Linked DNA regions of Homo sapiens: region 2 is linked to region 1. The links are chromatin loops, found by intact Hi-C in ENCODE. Cell type or tissue: B cell. All regions are shown on one strand. Each heading gives the region's core, and the rest is flanking DNA. Links, peaks and the distances in the headings are about the cores only. Region 1 has its middle 77 kb from the start of FOXN3-AS1. Region 2 has its middle 27 kb from the start of FOXN3-AS1.

Evidence for each region. Hi-C counts contacts between places; a loop is a spot of excess contacts. Peaks named below come from ENCODE experiments on the same cell type or tissue, not always from the same donor. Only the 100,000 strongest peaks of a DNase experiment are listed, where the experiment ranks them.
Region 2: a loop joins it to region 1, with 5 times the contacts of the local background. A loop is called at or near these places in 4 of 110 quality-filtered maps.

The regions. Positions count from the first base shown.
Region 1 is chr14:89,493,187-89,496,104 of GRCh38, forward strand. It overlaps a transcript of FOXN3 not described here. Among named protein-coding and RNA genes, the nearest start is that of FOXN3-AS1, 77 kb to the left of the region's middle. In B cell, for the core only: no CTCF peak of the experiment used is centred there; a DNase peak (open chromatin) is centred at 1,075; H3K4me3 peaks cover 885 bases; H3K27ac peaks cover 2,128 bases.
Region 2 is chr14:89,442,961-89,445,878 of GRCh38, forward strand. It overlaps a transcript of FOXN3 not described here. Among named protein-coding and RNA genes, the nearest start is that of FOXN3-AS1, 27 kb to the left of the region's middle. In B cell, for the core only: no CTCF peak of the experiment used is centred there; DNase peaks (open chromatin) are centred at 1,281, 2,471 and 2,701; H3K4me3 peaks cover 1,400 bases; H3K27ac peaks cover 2,500 bases.

The DNA.
Region 1 (2,918 bases), core at 123-2,622:
GATACACGAATAATAAAACTATGAGGTAAATGCAGGCTTAAATCGAATAATGGGCATAAATAAAAAAATTTTTTGACATTAAAAACTCAGTGTAAATTGCACTACAACATACTTGAAAGCTCCCACAATCATAACGTGCACATTGAAATCCATTAACCTAATACCTAGGCTGCTATTCAAAAGTAGGGGTCTAGCAGGCAAATAAATACTCATTTGAACACTCCTCCGAAATTACTGCACAATTTGGTTGCAAAGTCACACACTTACAAAGTCTATCATCTTTACTTGGTTGCTCTGTAACCAACACTGAAGTCATATAAGGTTACAATGTGGCAGCATGAGATCAACACAGATACCAGCAAATGGTACTAAAAAGTAGCAGCAAATGTCAAAGACAAACCAGGGTCAGCTTGGAGAGAATGAGATATTTACATAAGCTTTCAGAAAAGACAATGGAGCCCCGATTTCCCCTTAACCGCACACCTAATCAACCTCTCTGCTCCTCACCTGATCATTCTGATATAAAAGCAATTTCTACAGTGATACATTCAAAGACCTTAGTTGCCATAAACTCAGCAGCTGTTAAAAAGATTCTGTTGCACATTCGATTTGCTTTAAGACTCAGCTATTTCCAACCAAAGCTTTCATTTCTTATCCATCTCTACCCCCCTCCAAAAAAAAAAAAAATAGCTTCATTAACAATATCCTTCTTTGATATGTCATCTGCCAAGGCCATTTTCTTACCTTTGTAACTCACATTTTTTTTCATTTGAGGATATTTACCCAAGCAAGGACAATTGTTTGACTGGAATCTTGCAACTTTCAACTTTGCCCAGATTTTGCCATCGTGCAGAAGGGGAATGCCGCAACCCCCGACACATCGTTCAGTTGAGCTAATACACATCTGAATCCAGAGCTATATTTTAAATTCTTTTACACTTACTTAATATAGTGCATGCCGCCTGTCCACTGATGCGATATCAGAAACCTGCAAGCTACTATTTCTGCAACTGTGTCACTGTAGATAGTCTGAAACATGTACGTAGCTGTTGCCATGGAAACAAACACAGCTAGGGTAGAGTGCCACGCTGTGTTAATTCCTTCACCCATGAACCCCAGGGGAATGCTAACATTCATCTTCTTTCTCCTTTAGTCTCACACTGCTTTAATATTTTTTTAGCATTATCAAATGATGTACTAAATACATATGGTACACCTGAAAATACGGATGGCTGAAATGAGCCGTGGTACCAACCTAGCCTGCCGGCTGGGCTGTCTGCTTAAGGTGGTGCAGCTCTGCAATGGATCCTTTCCTGAACTTCTCCTGGGAGAAATAAAGAACTTTGTCTTTCTTTTAAAATGGTGTGGGAAGGACAGAAAAGGTGAGCATCTTGTCTCCCCTAAGAACAGTTATCCTGGAATGGCACCAGAAGAAAGATGCTATCAGAAATGTACCTTCTCAGTTCTCTGAAAGGCAGAGGGAGGCCTTGCAAACTTTCTGAAGTGGATCCAAGCTAAGAGTTGTTCTCCCTTCCAAGTAGAGCTGCATTAGCAGGCTATAAACCCAATAGTTTTAATTAGGCAAAAGCATAAACCCTTAACAAGGGATTCATCTGTCCCCACTTGGTCTTTATTCCTAAACCCATGCAAGAAGGTATTAAAATGAGTGAGTAGGCAATGACATGGAAATCTGCCATTATTCAGAAAGGAATTGTGATTTTCCTGGAATTTGAACATTCTCTTTTTTGCTTCAAGTTCATATCTCTGTCCTTATCAATGCTTGGACCTGTGAAGAAAAGTCAAACTCATTCACTGCACCTAAAAGCCAAAATGTATGGTTATTGGTGCACTGGGCCACCTTCTCATTATTCAACTGGTAAGCCGCTTTAAATATTGGGGTAATATTCATCACGGTAGACAAAAGTAAGCTGTTCAAAATCTTAATTACATCATATCCCTTGGGCTGGTTAATAATATTCAATCTAGATGAAAATGGCCACGTTTTAGATTTGCATGCTGATGTGTTTCACTTGAATACAATTTTCGCACTAAATAATCACTTGTAGGCTTTAAAAGTGCAGCTCTGTGACCCTGAACTGGCATATTTTAAAGAAACCACTACTTTATTTGTGGGGATTATGGCAAAATTAGCCTAGAAAAGATGAGCAAACTTTTCCTGTTATTTTCCTAAATTGAATCATGCTTGGCTATTTACTATGATAATAATAATAAATTCATTCCTAAAATAAAGCAGAACAGAAAATGGATATATACACACCTTACTGGTTAAAGAAATTCATCACTTTTTAAAAGCAATCTCAAAAAGATGTTAGGGTCCAGTAGAAAACCTAGTCTTCAAGTATTAGCAGGGCAGGTAAGGATTACCCTTTAACTAATCACAACCAGTACTCATAAACTTCAGAGGCAGAACCACAGCAATGAAAACTGCAGTCCCTTCCATTAACTTTACATTTCTGCCTCTTATTTGCTTCAAGTTCAAATCTCTGCCATTATCAATGCCCTTACATTCCTCTAGTATCACAAAGCATTTTGACATAGGTTATTTCATTTGACTCTCATGAGAGTTCCACGAATTAACTTGGTAGGTATCACCAATCTCATTTCACAGAAGATACACTGAGGCTCCAAAAATCAGCAACTGGTCCTAGGCCACAAGGTAAGTGTCAGACCTTGCTTAGGTCACCTGATCCGATGTTCTCTATAGGGGCCGTGCTGCTCCTAAGCATGCTCACAATGCAGTTGGCTGCCTGTAATCCCAGCACTTTAGGAGGCTGAAGCGGGTGGATCATGAGGTCAGGAGCTCGAGAACAGCTTGGCCAACGTGGTAAAATCCCGTCTCTACTAAAAATTCAAAAATTAGCTGGGTGTGGTGGCAGGCACCTGTAATCCCAGCTACT
Region 2 (2,918 bases), core at 235-2,734, 50 kb before region 1:
TTTACAGAAAAGGTTTGCCAACACCTGCTCTAAAGGAGAGAGGATAACAATAGCAGAAGGAAACTTGGGTTCAAGTGCTGTTTCTGCCAACGGCTCAGCAAATTGCAAATAAGCAAAATGGAGCCCAGCAAGTAAAATACTGGTGAGGTCATGCCAGTATTTTCATCTCTCTGCTTCCATTTCATTCATAAAACAGGACTAGTCATGAGTGGTAACTGCATGACAAATAATTAGCTAATACCACAGAATATGCATTTTAAACGTGCAACAGGGAAAACTGGCTATTTGTTTTCTGAAGGGAAAGAGGTCCTCCCTTGGTATAGCCATATTTTATGGCTGGCACAAAAAGTGTTCCTTTTTAGCCAGCTGTACTGTGCATATTGTTTTCATTGGTGTTTATGGAGCCCCTGGGACAGGCAGGGCACTGAGCTGGTTGTAGCCCTCCAGGACATGGGACTTCAGTTAAAGACAATATGTGATAAGGGAAACTGAGCTCATCACCACAGGCTGAGATATTCAAGGAATGTTTTGGTTTTTCAAAAAAGGAAAAATACAAATAGTGCCTGGGAGGAAGGGCAGAACTTCAGAGAAAGGAAAGGGGAGGGGAGAATATTCTACCGTGTTCTTTACTGGCAGGCACAGTAAAACAAAAGCTCAAAGTGAGGAAACCTAAGAGCAGATTCAGAGAACCAAGAAATGGACCAATTCATCTGAGTAGGAGTCCCTCATGGGACTGTCAGGAAAGATGGTTGCAAAGGTAAAGTTGGGGCCGGGCGCAGTGGCTCATGCCTGTAATCCCAGCACTTTGGGAGGCCAAGGTGGGCGGGTCACCTGAGGTCGGGAGTTCAAGACCAGCCTGACCAACATGGAGCAACTCTGTCTCTACTAAAAATACAAAATTAGCTAGGCATGGTGGTGCATGCCTGTAATCCCAGCTACTCAGGAGGCTGAGGCAGGAGAATTGCTTGAACCCAGGAGGTGGAGGTTGCAGTGAGCCAAGATCATGCCATTGCATTCCAGCCTGGGCAACAAGAATGAAACTCTGTCAAAAAAAAAAAAAAAAAAAAAAGCATACTTGGAAGCAGACTATGAAGAAATCCGAAATCTAAACCCATAAGTTTGTATTTTATCCTAGACAATGGGGAGCCATTAAATGTTCCAGAGAAGATGGGAGAGAGAGGTGGAGATGGCATTATGAAAGTGGTATTTTAGAAGATTAATCTGATCATACTATATAACATGAATCTGAAGAAACTGAAATATAGAGGAATTGAAATTGAAACACAGGAAATAGCTGTCATACTGGAACATTCTTTTGATGGGCGGGGGCGGTGGGGAAGAAACCAATTCTTTATTTTAACTTATATTTTCCTCTGTATCCCTAGTATCTCATATGTTTTACTATCTGTTAATCACTGCTAAATAAGCAAAATGGAGCCCAGCAAGTAAAATATTTCACATAAAAAAAAAAAGAAACAACATAGGTCAGGCCTTAGTGTAAGTTATCACTCTTTCAAGAGGTATAGGTTTATAAGGTGTAATAGTTGGCCTTTGATTTCTAATCACAAGTAGGAGAAACGGTTATTATAGTGAGCATGAAGGCGGCTGTATCTCTCTCTGTCAAAACCCAATTTTATCATTTACAACCCCACAGAAAAACAGCTAAAGTAGCTTTCTCTGTATCAGGTTTCATCAGAAATAAGATTTTGCCCTTCCTAAGTCTCTATATTCCGCAGCTTCCCGATGTTCTGTCACTTGATGGATTACAACACCCATCACACATTCCCTAGCTTTAGACATCTGTTTTTATGGCTGCAGTGGAACTTGCTTCTTAGTCTGGGAGGCAGTTCAGAGCAGAGATTTAAAATGTTGCTTCAAGGCCAGGTGCAGTGGCTCACGCCTATAGTCCCGGCACTTTGGGAGGCCGAGGCAGCAGTATCCGTTGAGCCCAGGAGTTCAAGACCAGCCTGGGCAACATAGCAAGACCCCATCTCTACAAAAAAAATACAAAAATTAGCTGGACATGGTAGCACATGCCTGTGATCCCAGCTACTCAGAAGGCTGAAATGGGAGATCGCTTGAGCCCAGGAGGTTGAGGCTGAAGTGGGCCATGATTGAGCCACTGCACTCCTGACTACCTAGGCGACAGAACAAGCAGAACAAGACCCAATCTCAAAAATAAAATAAAATAAAAAAAAGTTGCTTGCAAGCAGACTAGGGTTTGAATTCCAGCCTCTGCTACTCTAGTATCCTCGGGTATACCCGACTTCTGAACTTGAGTTCCCCATCTGTAAAATGGGGATGGTGACTACCTATTTCAAGCAGTGTCATGACCCTTAACTAGGAAAATGTCCCCAAAGTACAGTGTTGGGCACTTGTGTAAGGCTCAATCAATGGAGCTGCTGTCATTTTGTTTGCCTGGGGTGCAGTGAGATTTGGGTAAGCAAGTTAGGCCAGGTACACCAATCATGCCTTGTTTTTATTTGCTGGGCAAGAGGCACTTCCTTAATTTAATTATCATATGGCTAATACAGGAACTCTTTTTCATTTCCCCAGTTGAATACATCACCAGATTCCTGGAGGACCTGGGCCCTGGAGACCAAAAGTGCCCAGGGATTAGGGCTTCAGCAAGGCAGCCTGGCTGCTGTCCTGCCTCCTGGGGAAAACTCCAGGCCTTTTCACACTGCCGTAAAATCCCCCAGGGTCCTCAGAAGAGACCAGAGTTTGAGATCTCAAAACCTGGGCTGGAGGCCACAGAGGTCTCTCCCACACTGTGTGGAGGAAATTCAGCGTGGTCCTCTGACTCATTCAAAGTCTCACCACAAGTTTAAGGAAGATGGCTGAGCATGGTGGCTCACACCTATAACCCCAGCACTTTGGGAGGCCCAGGTGGTGGAATCCCTTGAGCCCAGGAGTTT